Linked DNA regions of Homo sapiens: region 2 is linked to region 1. A link is an interaction called in ENCODE POLR2A ChIA-PET data of the cell type or tissue named here. Cell type or tissue: PC-9. All regions are shown on one strand.

Region 1 (8,000 bases):
TGGGGCAAAATAGACATTCAACCCAACATTAAAATGATAACAGGTTGTGTATGACATTGTAATGGTGGACACATGTCATTATCCATTTGCTAAAACCTATAGGATGTCCAGCACCAAGAGTGAACCTTAATCTAAACTATGGATTCTGGGTGATAATGATGTGACAATGATTGTAACCAATGGGCTACTCTGGCGTGAGATATTGATTGTGGGGGAGGTTGCACACGTGGGGGCAGGGGACATATGAGAACTCTCTGTTATTTCTCCTGAAATTTTCTATAAACCTAAAACTGCTTTAAATATAAAGTCTATTTAAAAGAATAATAACTGGAAGTCTTGTAGATATTAAGCCATAGGGAGAAAAATAGAATCAGAAAGACAATTTAAGAGATTATAGTAATTGTCTAGGTGAGAAATAATGTTGTCTTTTATAAGATAGCAAGTATGAAGGTTTTAAGAAGTGTTAGATTCTGGACCTATTTTGAAAATAGAACTGATGGTATATATTTTTTAATAGGTTGAATGAATTGTATAAGAGAAAGTAAGGTGTTAAGAATGGCTTCAAGGTTGTTGGCCTGAGAGTCCTAAAGACTTGAGATGCCATTTATCAAGAGAGGAGAATTGAGGAGAAAATCAGTTTTAGAGAGGTAGATGGAGTTTGGTTTTGAGCAAAAGTTTGAGACATGGCACACTTGAGAAGCAAAGGAAATTCCTGCAAGGTCACCCAGGTTTGTAAATAGCAAAGCTAAGACTAGGACCAGATAATATAAACAGAGAAACCGACTCTTACTGAAAGGTTGATTATGCCTTAGCCACCTTTCAGCAGCACTGAGTTTAAGTTTTTATGTATAAACACAATAAATGCTCAGTGGCTTCACGAGACCAAGTATTGTATGTTGGTCTCATTGACTGATCATTCCTTAATACCTAACATAGAGTCTGTCATGTATTCACAAAAACAAAAATATATTTAAAAAATTTTTTAATTCATAGATTTTTTAAAAAACCTGAAATAGAAATCTGTCAGACGTGCAAAGGTTGAGCAAGGTGTTAAGAACAGATATGGTACATTTTATTTTATATTGGAGAATTTAGACAAGTAACTAATGGCCTTTTTGTGTGATTCATTCAGAAATCTGAGAATACACTTCTTATTCAAGATAATTAAAACTTTAGTCAAGAACAACACAAAGCAAATTGTACATTTTTTGTCAATAAGTTAAAATTCTGGGTGAGTTATGAAGGATTAATAATTTGTTAGAGAAAAAAGCAACAAGTTTATAAAAGAAGAAAAATGTCTTAAGAAATAAGTCCATTCAGGAAACTATACAATAAATACTGAAACTGAGAAAATTTTTTTCCAACGAAGATAAATTTTTTTTCCAACAATGATAACAAAAAATTACTCTTTTTTTTTAAATGAATACGGCAAATACAACTAGATAAACTGACAATGTACTAGGAAAGACATAAAATGCCAATCAATGAACTCAAAATAATAATTGTCTAATGCCCTACCTGCTGGTGCTGGGCAGGTTGGCCTAGCTGGAAGGGGTTTCCCAGGGGTTTCCCATAAACTCCAGCTATGTAGCATGTGACACCCTAAATGGATTTTGCAGCTAACATACCACAGTCTGGCAAAAGTGGTTTAAGTCTCTCTGGACAGGCATAACTTCCCAAGACTCAAGTGCTGGATCATGAGCCATGAGGTTGATATCCAGAAAAATAACTGCAAGAAACCATTCAGCTGGACATGGGAAGAGGACTCTAGCAAAGATCATTCTCCACACCTAGGCTTCTACAACACGGCATTGTGTTGTGTAAAGGGGCCAGATTCAATTCATGGCACAGAGGAGAAATAGGCGTAATTCACAAACAGAATGTAATTGACCAATCATTATGAAAAAATGCTTAATGGCACTAATAACAAAAGGAAAACAAACTAGAATCTGATTCGTCATTCATTCATTCATTCCACACATGATTTTTGAATATCTTTTATGTGCACATATTGGGAATACAGCATTGAACAAAAGCGACAGATACCTCTACCATGGCAAAGCCCATGTTATTATAGGAGACAATAAAAATTACACAAATAAATAATATATTATTTGATGTTAGTATGAAATACAACAGAGGAAAAGGAAACAGGGCAGGTGTGTGGGGAAGGGCCGTTACACCTGTGGATGGCAGGTGTAGCAGTTCTAAGTAGGATGAAAGGAGAAGGCTTCCAGGAGAAAATGACATATGTTCAAAGACCTGAAATAGTGTTTTGTTGTATAATGTTGGTGAAACATACAATGGACTTGGAGCTTAGAATCTGACTGTGTTGGGGTGTACAACTCACTGCATACTGTGTTATAATTTCCTCATTTGCACATCAGGGGTAACCCCTTCAGTTGTTGAGAATTTAAGTAAGATTTCAATATTGTGTCACAGGCAGCAAGCAAGAAAGCTTAGTTTTCCTTTTTGTTAGAAAACCATTGCAGATTTTTTTGAAGGATAATGTTTAGTGCTAATAAGCACAGAGCAATATCTTGGTAAAGATAGGGCACAATTAATACAATTAAGGGAAAAATTGTGCTAGTTAGGATGTTTTCAGATCCATGCAACTGAAATTCCAACTAAACAGTAAAGAACTTTATAAATCTATGACAGGAAACCTGGAGTTAGGGTGGCCATCAGGGCTGGTTTATGTGGAGGCCAAGGTGCACCAAGGCCTGGGGTTCTCTCAGTTGCTTCTCTTGTCTGTCCTTACTGTTGCTCTTTCTGAAGACCTGGAGCAGAAGGGTGACTTGTATCCAGGAAAGACACTATTTAGGGCTATGCTCGTCAATACAATGGCCACTAGCTACAAGGCTATTTACATGCAAATTAACCAAAACTAAATAAAATTCAAAGTTCAATCTATATATTGTTTATAGAATGATAAAATTGTAATTTGTCTTATTTTTATTTTCTGCTTTTTTCTGATTTAAACTGTATTCTCTGAGAAATAACCATTAAAAAATACATACCCACACAACACACACAATACCCACAGACATCATTAAAATAATGTATTCTCAACTAATATAATACGGAAGGATTCTTCTTAATTAATATGTGAAGAAAGAATATTACATGTTGAATATTACTACAACAGAGAAAAATATAGTCACAGAATAAGATTGGAAAGAAATTTTAGATATTTTAACAGTGACACTTGGTTAGCAGTAAAATTATTAGTGATAATTCTTCCTACCTTTCCTCATTTTATTAAATGTATATTATTTCTATGCTAGAACTTTTTAAAAAGTATTTAAGAAGGAAAAAGTGTGTATTTTAGGAATACTGCCTTTTACAATTCTAGGCTCACATTCAACTGTTTCACAATTAGCCTTGTCAATTCTTCTGGCATAAAAAATTACAAACAAGGCCCTTATTTCCTTCAATATTGAACCTACAATGTCAATTTTTTTTTGTTTCTTGCATATTATAATGGTAGACTATTTGATAACTAAAGGCTTAATATCTTACAAAACTTACCCTTTTTGAATAGATTTGTGTTTTAGCAAGGAACGAAGTTACATATAAATTTGAGGTTTTGAAAGTGAGCTTCGTAGAAGCCTAGGGCTTGCTGGAAGGTCCCTGTGGGTCCTTAGAAGGGGATCAGTCAGGCCAGCTGGAGAGGGGAGGAAAGGACTTTGAGCCTCCAACCACCCACTTTCCCCTGAGCAGCTGGACTTTCCTCTGCTATCTTCTACATTTGATTGCTATGTAATTTTCTATTTAGGAAAAAGCTGTATCTCAATTATGTAGAAAGTCAGTGTTTTAAATGATAGAATGACTCTCCAGTGATCAGATTTCTATCTTGCAGAATAACTGCTGAGAGGAAGTTTGAGGGAGTGCTGTGGTTCTCTACATCTGGACTGGTATGCAGCCTGCTTCTCTGTTTGTTTGTGTACAAGCTAGACCTCCTCCTCTAGTTACTGAGTGCACTAGCGACTGTCACAAGGCAGTCTCCCTTCTGGCAGTCTGCCACCTACCTCCCAGAAGCAGGTGTAGACCATTTCCTCACATTTTGAGCTTTCCTCTATATGCACAGCTCTAAGAAACTGAAAAAATGGAAGCCTGTTGGCAGAGCTTCAAATGTGAGGAAATGGTCTACACCTGCTTCTGGGCTCTTTTTTAATGAACACATGCAGTGTTCAGCATCACAAGCATTGAGGGCTGCACAAAAAAAAGACTAAGGTGGCCGGGAGCAGTGGCTCATGCCTGTAATCCCAATGGTTTGGGAGGCCTAGGTGGGTGGATCACTTGAGGTCAGGAGTTTGAGACCAGCCTGGCCAACATAGGGAAAACCCATCTCTACTAAAAATATAAAAATTAGCCGGGCATGGTGGCACACACCTGTAATACCAGCTATTTGGGAGGCTTAGACAAGAGAATCACTTGAACCTGAGAGGTGGAGGTTACAGTGAGTGGAGATCACACCACTGCACTCCAGCCTGGGTGACAGAGTGAGACTCTGCCTCAAAAAACAGAACAAACAAACAAACAAAAAGACTAAAGCATGCCTCTCACAATGACATCACTTACATTTTATTCAGAGTAAAGGTGAAGAGTGTAGGCAGCATAAACTAAAGGGCTAGTGTATATTAGTTAAGATGTTTTAAATAAATGAAACAGAAATTCAAACCTAACTAATAAGGAATGTTTTATAAATACTTAACAAGGTTAGAGTAATCATCTGGGCTGGTTTGTTTAGAGGTTCAATAATGTACCAAGGATGTGGGATTTTTCCACTGCTCCTTGTGCAATCCTTGTTATTCGTTTCATCTGCCTGCTTGTAACACAACAATGACCTTTATCCAAGCATGATGCCATCTAGAAATATGCTTTTCAGACTCATCATCACTAGCCATACCTGGCTATTTACATTAAATTCATCAAAATTAATAAAACCAAAGTTCAGTTATCCAGTGGAATTAGTCACATTTTAAAGCTAAACAACCACATGTAGCTAGTGGCCATCATATTGGATTGCACAGATATAGACGATTTACATATTTTCAAGGAGCTGTATTGGACAGCACTGGATTTTGGCAAAAAAGGAAAAGCATGTTCCTGTGCTTCTTTCTTAAGAACCAGGACATTTCTCAGAAGCTTCTGAGAAGACCTATCTTTATGGTTCTTTTACCATTAATTTTCATCTCCATTCTGGAGCAAAACCTTGACAAGACAAGGGGATTATAGCAGGACCCATTAACTTACCGCAGACATAGGGGTAGAGCTGATATCCCCCTAGTTACATAGCTGCAATGGTGTGGCTGTGTTTCAACAACACTTTATTTATATAACCAGGCAGTGGGCCAGATTTGACCCTCTACGCATAGTTCATGGACCCCTGTTTTAATTCACAAGTCTAAAATCAGTAGTGAGAGTCATTTGGTTTATATTTTAAAGATCAATAAAAATTTTCTTCTTATGCTCCCATCTTGTTATGCATATTCAATCAGAATTCTAGGCTATGGTTTTCAATTTTAAAAGCCGGGTATATCTGAAACTCAAAGCATAAACATTTGTTAAATCATTCATGGTGTCTGGAAAGGGTATTCTGAAAGCTAATTCCTAATGATGAAAACAATAGTATATATAAGCATGATTTGAAAAGATAAACACAGAATATAAGTTATTTTAACCACTATACTTCTAAATAACTAATATCAAGAAATTGCTATCCTTTAAAGAAATATTGGCAGTGTGCTACAATGCCACCTATTAATAATATTTATATATCAACATTTTATATTATAGTTCCTATTTGTGAGTACCTAGACCAATGCTGACTTCTGAGATGGGTCAACCAATTCCTGACTATACCCACACTCATGCGTAGGTGTGTCCATGATTTTACCACATCCAAGAACTTCAGAGCTGGCCAATATCCCAAAATCCCTAAGAGAAATCAAGATCGTCTTATAGAAAAACAAGCGCTCTCCACATGTTCAGCTTCTCTAGCTCTTTTTTTTTTTGGTTTATTTTTATAGGAATGTGTATTTGTGGAGGAACTTCACAGGTATGAGGCAAGCAAAAGCTTTCATTCATTTAGGGAGAGTGATGGAAGAACTATGCAGAGAGGCAGCCACGCAGTGGCAGGAGGTGGGAAGAGGGTGCATTCAGACATTCTCTGCAAATTTTGCAGCCAAAAGAACTATTTCTTTTTTTAGAATCTTCTAAATATACAAGTAAAAAAGAATTGTGAAGCATGTATGCATCACATAACATTGCAAATCATGACATAATATAATATAATGTAGTCATCTTTTTTGTGGAGCAGAATGTGTATGCCATGTTGCTTTCCCAGAATATTTATAGATTTCCTGAGAGTGACTAATTGTTCTCCAAAATTATATTTTTAGTTGCCTTTGCTGTATCCACAGCTCTAAGAAACTGAAAAAATGGAAGCCTTTTGGCACAAGTATCAATGAACTCCCATCTGCTGTTAGTGGTTTCATTACAAAAACGTGTGTATCTCTAGAAGAATTTTTTTAGAAAGAAGCCATTTCAGCTCCATGTCAATCGATAGCTTTACAAGTAACCCATCATAGTTGATTTTATATGAGCTTAGCCCTTTCAGGAAAAAGAAATCATTCCATGAAGCAATCTTACAAAAACTGTGCTAGGATATTATATGTATGAGAAGACTCCAAGAACACAAACCCATGAACTGAAGCTAATGAATTATCTATGGATTTCAGTTCAGATTTCCCAGGTTTACTTGAGAAGATGAATATATTCAGACAAATAAATGCCATTACTATTTTTTTGTCTGCTAGCAAATGGCATTATCAACAGATTTGCCTTTATAAGATGTACACATTGCTTTACCTAGGGTAGTTGAGAAAATATTAATCGTCAGAAATACTGTAAATTCCAGTCATGTATTTATGAAATATATTGATATTGTCAGTCTCTATTTATTATAGTGTGCTACAAAGTCTAGACAAAGTAATCACACATTCTTTGTAAAGGCATGGATTGCAAAAATCACTGAATTTGCTGTAATGCTAATCCCTGGGTCTCATGCATTAATTTTTTATAGTTGATTTTACATTCCTATGAAGAAAAAATAATTAACAACACTTTTCCACCCTTCTAATTTAACTAGAATCTTGCATTTAGAATAACAAGTAATGTTTAATTTGACCATTGAGCTATGTCTTCATTTGCCCATTTCTCAATTCCAATTTAAAATGCAAATATTAAAAATTTCAAATATTTCCTCTCTAAGAACATCTCATAGTGATGCAGCTTGTGTCACTATAAAAACATCAATTTCCAAATTCTCATTCATTGCAGTTCCTCATCTAGTTGCTGAATAAAAACAGTATCTCTAACCCTGAAGTTTTATTGTCCATTAGCTTAAATTCAACCTGATTTTTAAAAATGTAAAAGCCATTACTAAAAATACTAAATGTAAAGAAAAACAGAGCTAACACGTGACAAATCTAAGTGGGCTGACTGACATAGAATGAGGAATCTATTAAATCTTCAAAGATCTAGTTTTCTGCAGCCCCCAACCTCCTTTGCTCTAGGCAATTCCAAATATCTAGCATTAATCATGCATTAGTTCCTCTTGCCCCAGCTTCCTCTCCCATACTTCCTAAAATGCAGCGTAACATTTATTGCCATCCCTGGAACTGATTCGGTGCACACTACCACTCAACAGAAGAGTTTATATTTAAATTATGGACTCTCCAATAGTTTAAACATGTTTATTTTCCTCTTGCCTTGCTCTTGGTCTTGTCCACAGGAAATTTATTTTTGCCTGACAGCCATCCATTTATAAAAAGTTGCTTTGTACAAACTTCTTTATCTTCTTTGCTGATGGTCTCATTTTCTTTGCGGTCTATTTGTCTGTACTGATATTTTTCTGTGTGATAAGAAGGTTATCTACCAAATGGCAGTAGACTTATTGCCAGTAGTGGCAGCTGTTCAATTTTAGATGATCT
Region 2 (8,000 bases), 89 kb before region 1:
CAAATACTTCCCACCAGCTGCCACCTCCAGCACCAGGGATTACAATTCAACATGAGATTTGGGTGCGACCAATATCCAAACTCTATCAGATGGTATATTTTATGTTGTGTGTTTTTATTTATTTATTTTTACCGTAACTTAAACAGCCTATATTGTATTAAAACAACTGATCGGTCAGGCGTGGTGGCTCACGTCTGTAATCCCAGCACTTTAGGAGGCTGAGGCAGGTGGATCATGAGGTCAGGAGATCGAGACCATCCTAGGCTAACACAGTGAAATCCCGGGGTCTCTACTAAGAATACAAAAAAATTAGCCAGATGTGGTGGCAGGCGCCTGTAGTCCCAGCTACTCGAGAGGCTGATGCAGGAGAATCACTTGAACCTGGGAGGTGGAGGTTAAACTGAGCTAAGATCGTGCCACTGCACTCCAGCCTGGGCGATAGAGCAAGACTCCATCAAACAAATAAACAAAAACCAAAAAACAAACAAACAAACAAACAAACCCATAAAAAACTGATCATTTCTGATTAAGATAAAAGTTTGATTATTTTTCCTACCTTATTGAAATAAAAACGTTCCATCAGTTAAGAAAAATGGGGACAAGTCTACCAGTCAGACAGGGCACAGAATCAAAGGGATGACACAGTGCCTGGGTTCCTCTGCGATCAATAAAGTGCATGATCACTGTTATCTTTCTCTCTTAATTTTTTTATGCTCTTTGATTCATAGTTCTTAGTTTTAATTTTCCTATTTTTAGCATCCAAAAAAATCTAGTCCTTAAAAGAGTACAGTGACTTCTGTTGTGGTGGTTGTTGTTATTGTCAAAGGGAAGAGCACGGTTATAGTGCATTGGTTCCTTCATGTGAAAGGCGGCACGCACAAGCATTCTCAGCCTTCTCAAAACAACACTGAAGGAAATAGGGGATTCCTGCTCCTAATAGCATACATTGAAATTCCCTGCCTGAGTGGCATTAAGTGAAGCCACATATAACCTTTCAGATGAGATGGAGCAAAGGCAGCTGAACAAGAGCATTTCAACAAACCATAAATCTTATCTTAATTGGAAATTTAAAGTACTCGAAGCAAGGGAAAAGTGACAGAAAAAGAAGTAAAACTAATATGATCAAGCTGAAAGCAACCCTGGTCACCAGCGAAGACACTTAACATTTTCAAGGGAAATGCTTCTGGATAATGTTTCCTGGAAACCAGATGGGAAGTTAGATTAGCTGTTTTCTCTCCAAAATAACTTGTGTTTTTGTCATTATAATGGAACATTTACAGAAAACCAACAATAGACTGGCTTTCTTGTAGGCATAAGCCTATGTGAAATGGTTCTTTCTTGTAGGCGTGGGCCTATGTGACAACGATAAAGTGATTACAGGATTAATCCAAGTCTTTGGTCACATTAAAGGTTAGGGATGGAAAGAAGGACAGGAAAAGACACAAGAGAAAAACATGACATATTGAAGGCAAGTGAGGAATAAAATTCACCTGAAAGTACAGTCATGAGATAGGAGGAGAAATGATAGCTAAAGCTGAGCATATTACCATCACACTTCATTAATATAACAACTTCTGGGATTCATGTGCTCCACAGAAGTGAATTTCCAGGTCACTGAGACTAACAAAACTGCTAGATTCATTTTCTATTTAACAATTTTTGCCGGATATGGCAAAAAATGCTCTTCCCACATTTCTCTAACATTCCCCCAAAAAAGATGATTAATCGATTTTCATCCTTAATTAGTCAAAGGAAACTTTACCAACATTTATTAAAATTATCGTGAGTTTACATTTCCTAAAGAGGATACTTTTGGGAGTGTAAGGGGCACATTTAGGGACTGTGCAGAAACTCAGGTGTGATTGGACTCTGTCCCAGAAGGTCAGGGTGTGGTCATTCTATAAGTCTCTGCTGATAGAAGTACTGCGTTCAATTTTGTTTTCCAGCATCTTTTACCCTTGAGAACCTGGGTAGTCATGTTGTTGGCATCGAACAGCCTTTATGTCCCAAGTTTCTTCTAGTTTATTGCTTCAAATATTGGGCATGCAAATGGGAAATCAGATGGCCAAGCTAGTTTCAACATAATATTACACAAGGGTCATGTCTCCGAGTCAGAGTAGAAAAACAGGAGAAATTACCCTATTACGTGAATAGTGTCAGATTTGAATCCAGGGGAAGGATTATATGTCTCTGCTTAAGCAGCAGTGTTAACCAAAGCTTACATTTCTCAAATCAAATGCAAAAATCAGGTGTCACTTAATCCATAAATTATGTTTTGTTTCACTAAGGTCAATTTTGTTCTTATGATTTAGTGTAAGGATAAAGAAAGCTGCTGTGGGTTCCTCTCCTGGGACATTTCAGTGGTCACAGGATGTGCACTAGTTGGCAGTAGCCCTTAGTCAGTGTTTGCACAGCATCACTATAGTCCGCCTCTGAATAAGTGGGGATGATAGCCATAGAGAGAATTTCCAGGACACGCACCACGATTACAAGGAGTCAGACACCCTTCTAAGCACATTACACACAACAGCACATGTCAATATGGATGCATGTGTGTATTCATATTTTTTTTTTTTTTTTTTTTTTTTTTTTTTTTGAGACGGAGTCTTGCTCTGTCGCCCAGGCTGGAGTGCAGTGGCGGGATCTCGGCTCACTGCAAGCTCCGCCTCCCGGGTTCACACCATTCTCCTGCCTCAGCCTCCCAAGTAGCTGGGACTACAGGCGCCCGCCACTACGCCCAGCTAATTTTTTGTATTTTTAGTAGAGACGGGGTTTCACCGTTTTAGCCGGGATGGTCTCGATCTCCTGACCTCGTGATCCGCCCGCCTCGGCCTCCCAAAGTGCTGGGATTACAGGCGTGAGCCACCGCGCCTGGCCGTGTATTCATATTTTACTTGAAATGCAGTTTTAAATCCCAGGTAATATTCATTAATCTTATTTAATATTATGAATAATTCTATAGTGAACACTCATCCCAGAACGGTGGGATTCGCTCAAGGCAACCGCCAATAGCTGTATCCCAGTGAAATCCCAGTCAGTTGGAAAGCCTGGAAGTAAAACACGCTGGAAGTAATGGGGAATCCCCTTTTCAAGGAGTCCCTGACCCTGTTGGGAGAGTCAGAACTCAAGCAGCCTGAGTAAATCCTGCTTCTGTCATCAACATTTCAGGACAGAGTTACAAAGATTTCAACCCCTTAAGATGTTTATCATCAATTATTCTTACTTTACTACCACTATCAGTGGGTTATTAAGACAGGCACTTAATCACTCGCATGATCATGGGCTAGACAAGTGTTGGCAAGAGCCAGCTGACTTTACACCTGCTTTTTAAAAGCAAGGTGGGGTGAATGAACTCTGCAGATGCTGTACTCATCTTTCCATTGCTTTGCATCATACAAAGGCATTCACTTTGTGTTTATACAAGATGTGGTTCTGCAACTTACCTTTCTTTTTTTTTTTTTAATAAAAATCTGACTTCAGTAATCCATGTCTAGGTTACCAAATATATAGAGAGACTAGTGATTTTGCCACTCAGTAAACAATTATATTTTAAGAAAATGGATTGTGTCCGGGTAAAATGTTTTTCTGAACCCAGAGCTAAAATATTTAGGGAAATAACACATCATACATGGTATTGTACAATGTTGAGCTACTGTTTTCTCCAGTAAATCCATCACAGCACCAGGAGGAATCAAATACAGCATGTTATTTTTGCACGGTAGAGCCAGGCAATTCTGGCAGCTAATCGGTCATCTAAAGTAAGTGACTACTTAATAAACACAATCTTTGCCCACTAGTAGCTTTCAGTTCAAACAGAAATTAAAGACAGATGGCTGTGTATGGGAATGTGCAACCTCTAAGATGATTGGATATACATCCTGCAGGTAAGCCACTGGATGGAGAAACAAGTTATTATTTACACTGAAGAGGGAAGCACTCATTTTGGGTTTTGCAATGAATGACTTTTCCCATTCCCAAGCATGAGTCATGTCATGTCATGTCGCTATGTGAAGTGGCCGGGGAGTTGCCATCCAAGCTGGCAGTGGGAAGCCATTCCCCGGGTGGAATACATGGACCTTCCTGAGTCTTTGAAGCAAGAGGGAGTGTGCTTTATAGTCATGGAAAGAGGAACATTCCAAGAGGCAAGTGTGGTGCTAGCAGGGGGAGAAATTGTGGGAGGAGTGGTAAGGATGGTAGGTGGAGCATGGTCAAGGAGGAGCAGGGCTCTTGAGGATGCTTTTGTCAGTTCAGTGGTGTTTCCGGGTCGTAATACCAACCTGTGATCTCATGTTCCAACATCAGCATTCCTATGTAAACTAAACTTAATAATAATTATTTTTTTGAGACAGAGTCTCTCTGTGTAACCCAGGCTGGAGTGCAATCTTGGCTCACTGTAACCTCCATCTCCAGGGTTCAAGCGATTCTTGTGCCTCAACTTCCCAAGTAGCTGGGATTACAGGTGCACACTACCATGCCCGGCTAATTTTGTATTTTCAGTAGAGATGGGGTTTCATCATGTTGGCCAGGCTGGTCTCAAAATCCTGACCTCATGTGATCTGCCCACCTTGACCTCCCAGAGTACTGGGATTACAGGCGTGAGCCACCACACGTGGCCCCTAAACTTAATTATTTTACATAGGTATACATCTTTTATTGATTTCAGAGAATAGGGTAAAAAAGCCATCATCTCTGAAAAAGAGCAAATAGAGCTAGAGAAAGGTGTGTGGAGAGAATGGGAAAAGAAAGGGAAAAACATGAACTGCTGAACAACAGGGTCAACACCCCAGATCTAGGAAAATAAGAATTTAAACCAGCAATACTTCATTCTTTCATTTTTCTATTCATGGTTTCAATAGCCATTCACTCACCTTAATAAACGTTATTGATTTCTTTTTCTATACAAGGTCACCTGGACAATTTCTGTTAAGACAAGAAGATTAATTAAAATCATTCTACAAGCTCATGTTTGATAGGCATTAAAAACAAAAAATATTAGGGAGTTATGAAGTAATATGGAGAAGGAACAAAGTATTTTGAAAGCAGCAGGCAGAATTCTTGATTTTTGCCTGTGAACTAGATGAAGGCTTTTCAGACATGGCACCGTCCTGGTTGTGGAAGGGTGAGGAGGAGTAGGCAGCTGTGGAGAAGGAGGCCGTGCAGGGTCGAACGTCCCAGTGCTCCTGACACACTGCAGGGCTTGGAATCTGGCCTCTGGTTCTTCCTAGTCCTGGGACTTGAGGGATTTACTTAATCTTTCTGTCTCAGGCTTTTCATCTGTGAGAACAGGAGGTGGTAATAGAAGGTACTCTGGAAGATTATTGTCTAAATTAAGAAAGACAATAAGTCAAGAAAATAGCAGAGTGTCCAATAAACAATCTGCAACATTGTCATTAAGAAGACATCCTAGGACACAGATCTTGGTTTGCACAAAGGCAAGCTCCTGAAAGGTCATGGTGGGTTTGAGAAACACTGGCACTTTGCAGAAGCCAGGGCTGAGCCAGGAGGACTAGGTGGTGACAGACATGAAAGTGGAGCTGAGACCTTCCAGCGTAGATGCAGTGGGAAGCCACTGGTTGAGCGAAAGCAGAAGGGGACGTGGCCATAGGTACCTGTTGTGAGGACACCCTGGGGCACGGACGATGGTGGGACTGGAATGTGAAGAACCCGCAGCAGAAGGCCAGCTCTCTAGGCCGAGATTCTATTGCAGCCCAGGGCTGGGATTATGAGAGTGGCAGGGGCGAGAAGAGGCAAGGTTATGGAGCCATGCCTGAATTAAAACCAAGAAAACTGGGTGACTTGAATGTGGGGTAATAGAAGAAAACTTTGATGAGGGTGACTCCAATGTTTCTTGCCTTTGTGACAGAGTAGCTCATAGCACCATTAACAGAAAACAGAATTTGGAAGAGAAAATAATGAAGGAGGAAGGAGAAGGTGCTTTTGGGGTTGGGAGTCAAGTTAATAAGCTTGTGTTGCCATCTGGACATCAAAAGAGAGACACCCAGGGGTCAGTTAGACATAGCATCTATGGACTGGAGTCATCACCACCCAGATGGTGGTTAAAGTAGGGGGTGTGTGCCAATGAATTCCCCAAGGACTAAATGCAGAGGAAGGCTCCTGGGGACACCAGAGTTGCACGGTCTTGCTTTAACCTACCAGAGCCAGCAACACTCTATCTGTCTCGTGGTGAGCTTTCTCATCTTCTCCTAGTGTTTGTGGCTTCTGACTTTGTAACTCTTTCCCTATCACCCTCCTCAGAGGGAGTATTCTGGCCCTTCCCTTTCCCCTGAGCACAGTGTGTATTTTCATCCTCACATACTGCTGTCAGATACTTGGGGAAACTGGATCACCTGGTCCAGCAGAGCCTGTAGGATCCTTAGGCCATTGGGTTAGAGGTGGAGTTGGCAAAGAGGAAGCTAAGATGCCTGAGAAGGAGAGATAGAAATATAAAGCAATAGTTGAAGATGAGGTGTCTTGGCAACCAAGGAAGAAGAATGCTTATAAGGACGAGTCAAAAACAGCTTCAGTGAAGACACATTTTCCTTCATCTAGATTCTCTGGGCTCTGACCTGAAGCTACAAATATTGTAATCTCTGTTTATTACACGGGATGAGAAAAAAGTAAAAGACTTTTACTTTCTTTTCTAGAAAGGTTAGTTTCAGAAACCAGTACTAATTTACCTCAATTTATCCTCTCAGTAGTGGGTTGCCTCATGATTTAGTTTTAGAGCTTGAGTTTCCTTGTGAGCAAGATCAGAGCAAGACATACCCCACTGGATTGAGTATTAAATAATATAATTTATAAATATTAATATAGAATCTCTAACACAATAAGCACATAAAACACAATTCGTTTCATGTTTTCTTCCCACTTTTTTCCTCATCCTCCAACTACTTTTAAGATATTTCTGGGTCTGAAGTTTTGACTATTCCCATAACATGGTCTGAAATACTCACTGCCTCTGAAACATACTGTGAAGGCCCCAGCATTGTCTGCTTGCCAGGCCTTTTCTGTGATGCTAGGAGGTTCACTGGGGTGGTTACAGCAGAGTTCGGGTCTCCTGGGTACATAAGTGCCCCTTTGACAAGAGGTTCTTTGTGATACATAGCACATGGAAATACTCTGTTATGGTGGTTTGCAAAGTGGTTTGTTGACTGAGAATCTTAGACTTCAAAATTCTCTTATTTTTATAATTGAGTTATAAAATAATAAAGAACTCTGTGAAAACTACCACTAAGTGGTGTTTAATACATATGACACTATTACACTCGGCATTACACTAAGCTCTTTACACAAGTGATTTCACCTAGTTTTTGCAACAAATTTATAAGTAATGTCACGCACATTTTATAAAGGGGAAACATAAGGATTTTAGAGTTTGTAAAGTAACGAGTTCAAGGTCACACGGCTAAAAAGTACCAGGGATTAGATGAAAGGCCAGGTCTTTCTCACTCCCACACTGATGTGGTTGTATCTCCCTGCTTGCCTCTGCTAAGGCAGGATTCTGGAGGCATCTCTTTACTATATAAAGAGCTTGAGAAACTGAATAGGTAGAACTTGACCCCCAGTTTATTTCCATCATTTAGTTCCAGTAGCCTCGTTCATGGGTGAACATGATGGTTTTATTATATAGTGGAGGCCATGCAGGCAGTTACTCTCTGGCTTCATTTCTGAATTGCTGCCTTTGATTCGCTGTTTCGTGAGAGCTCCTGAATTTCCTAGGATGTTGCTTTGCTTATGCTCTCTAGTTTCAGATCACTGGAAAAAGGACGCTTAGTATCCCCCAAATTCAATTTCATACTGACTTAGCCCGCAGAGTTTCTGTGAAACTTAAATGATCTTAAGCTGGTGAGGTGTCCTTTCAATTGCAAAACATCAGAGACATGGAAAAAAATTGGAGTATTCAATCAATAATTTGATTATTCAATAATTTCAATAGTTTTGATGGCTGAGTATGTCATATGTCAGCACTTTTCATGCTACCCAAAGTAAATCAATAAGGT

The links. Peaks named below come from ENCODE experiments on the same cell type or tissue, not always from the same donor. Only the 100,000 strongest peaks of a DNase experiment are listed, where the experiment ranks them.
Region 2: POLR2A ChIA-PET joins it to region 1 with 14 read pairs; 1 of 35 experiments calls an interaction of 5 or more read pairs at or near these places.

The regions. Positions count from the first base shown.
Region 1 is chr13:105,731,465-105,739,464 of GRCh38, reverse strand. All of the region lies in intron 3 of LINC00343 (long intergenic non-protein coding RNA 343), which reads right to left. Among named protein-coding and RNA genes, the nearest start is that of LINC00343, 29 kb to the right of the region's middle. In PC-9, no CTCF peak of the experiment used is centred here; no DNase peak of the experiment used is centred here; H3K27ac peaks cover 766 bases.
Region 2 is chr13:105,820,580-105,828,579 of GRCh38, reverse strand. No RefSeq gene overlaps it. Among named protein-coding and RNA genes, the nearest start is that of LINC00343, 120 kb to the right of the region's middle. In PC-9, no CTCF peak of the experiment used is centred here; a DNase peak (open chromatin) is centred at 3,369; H3K27ac peaks cover 1,196 bases.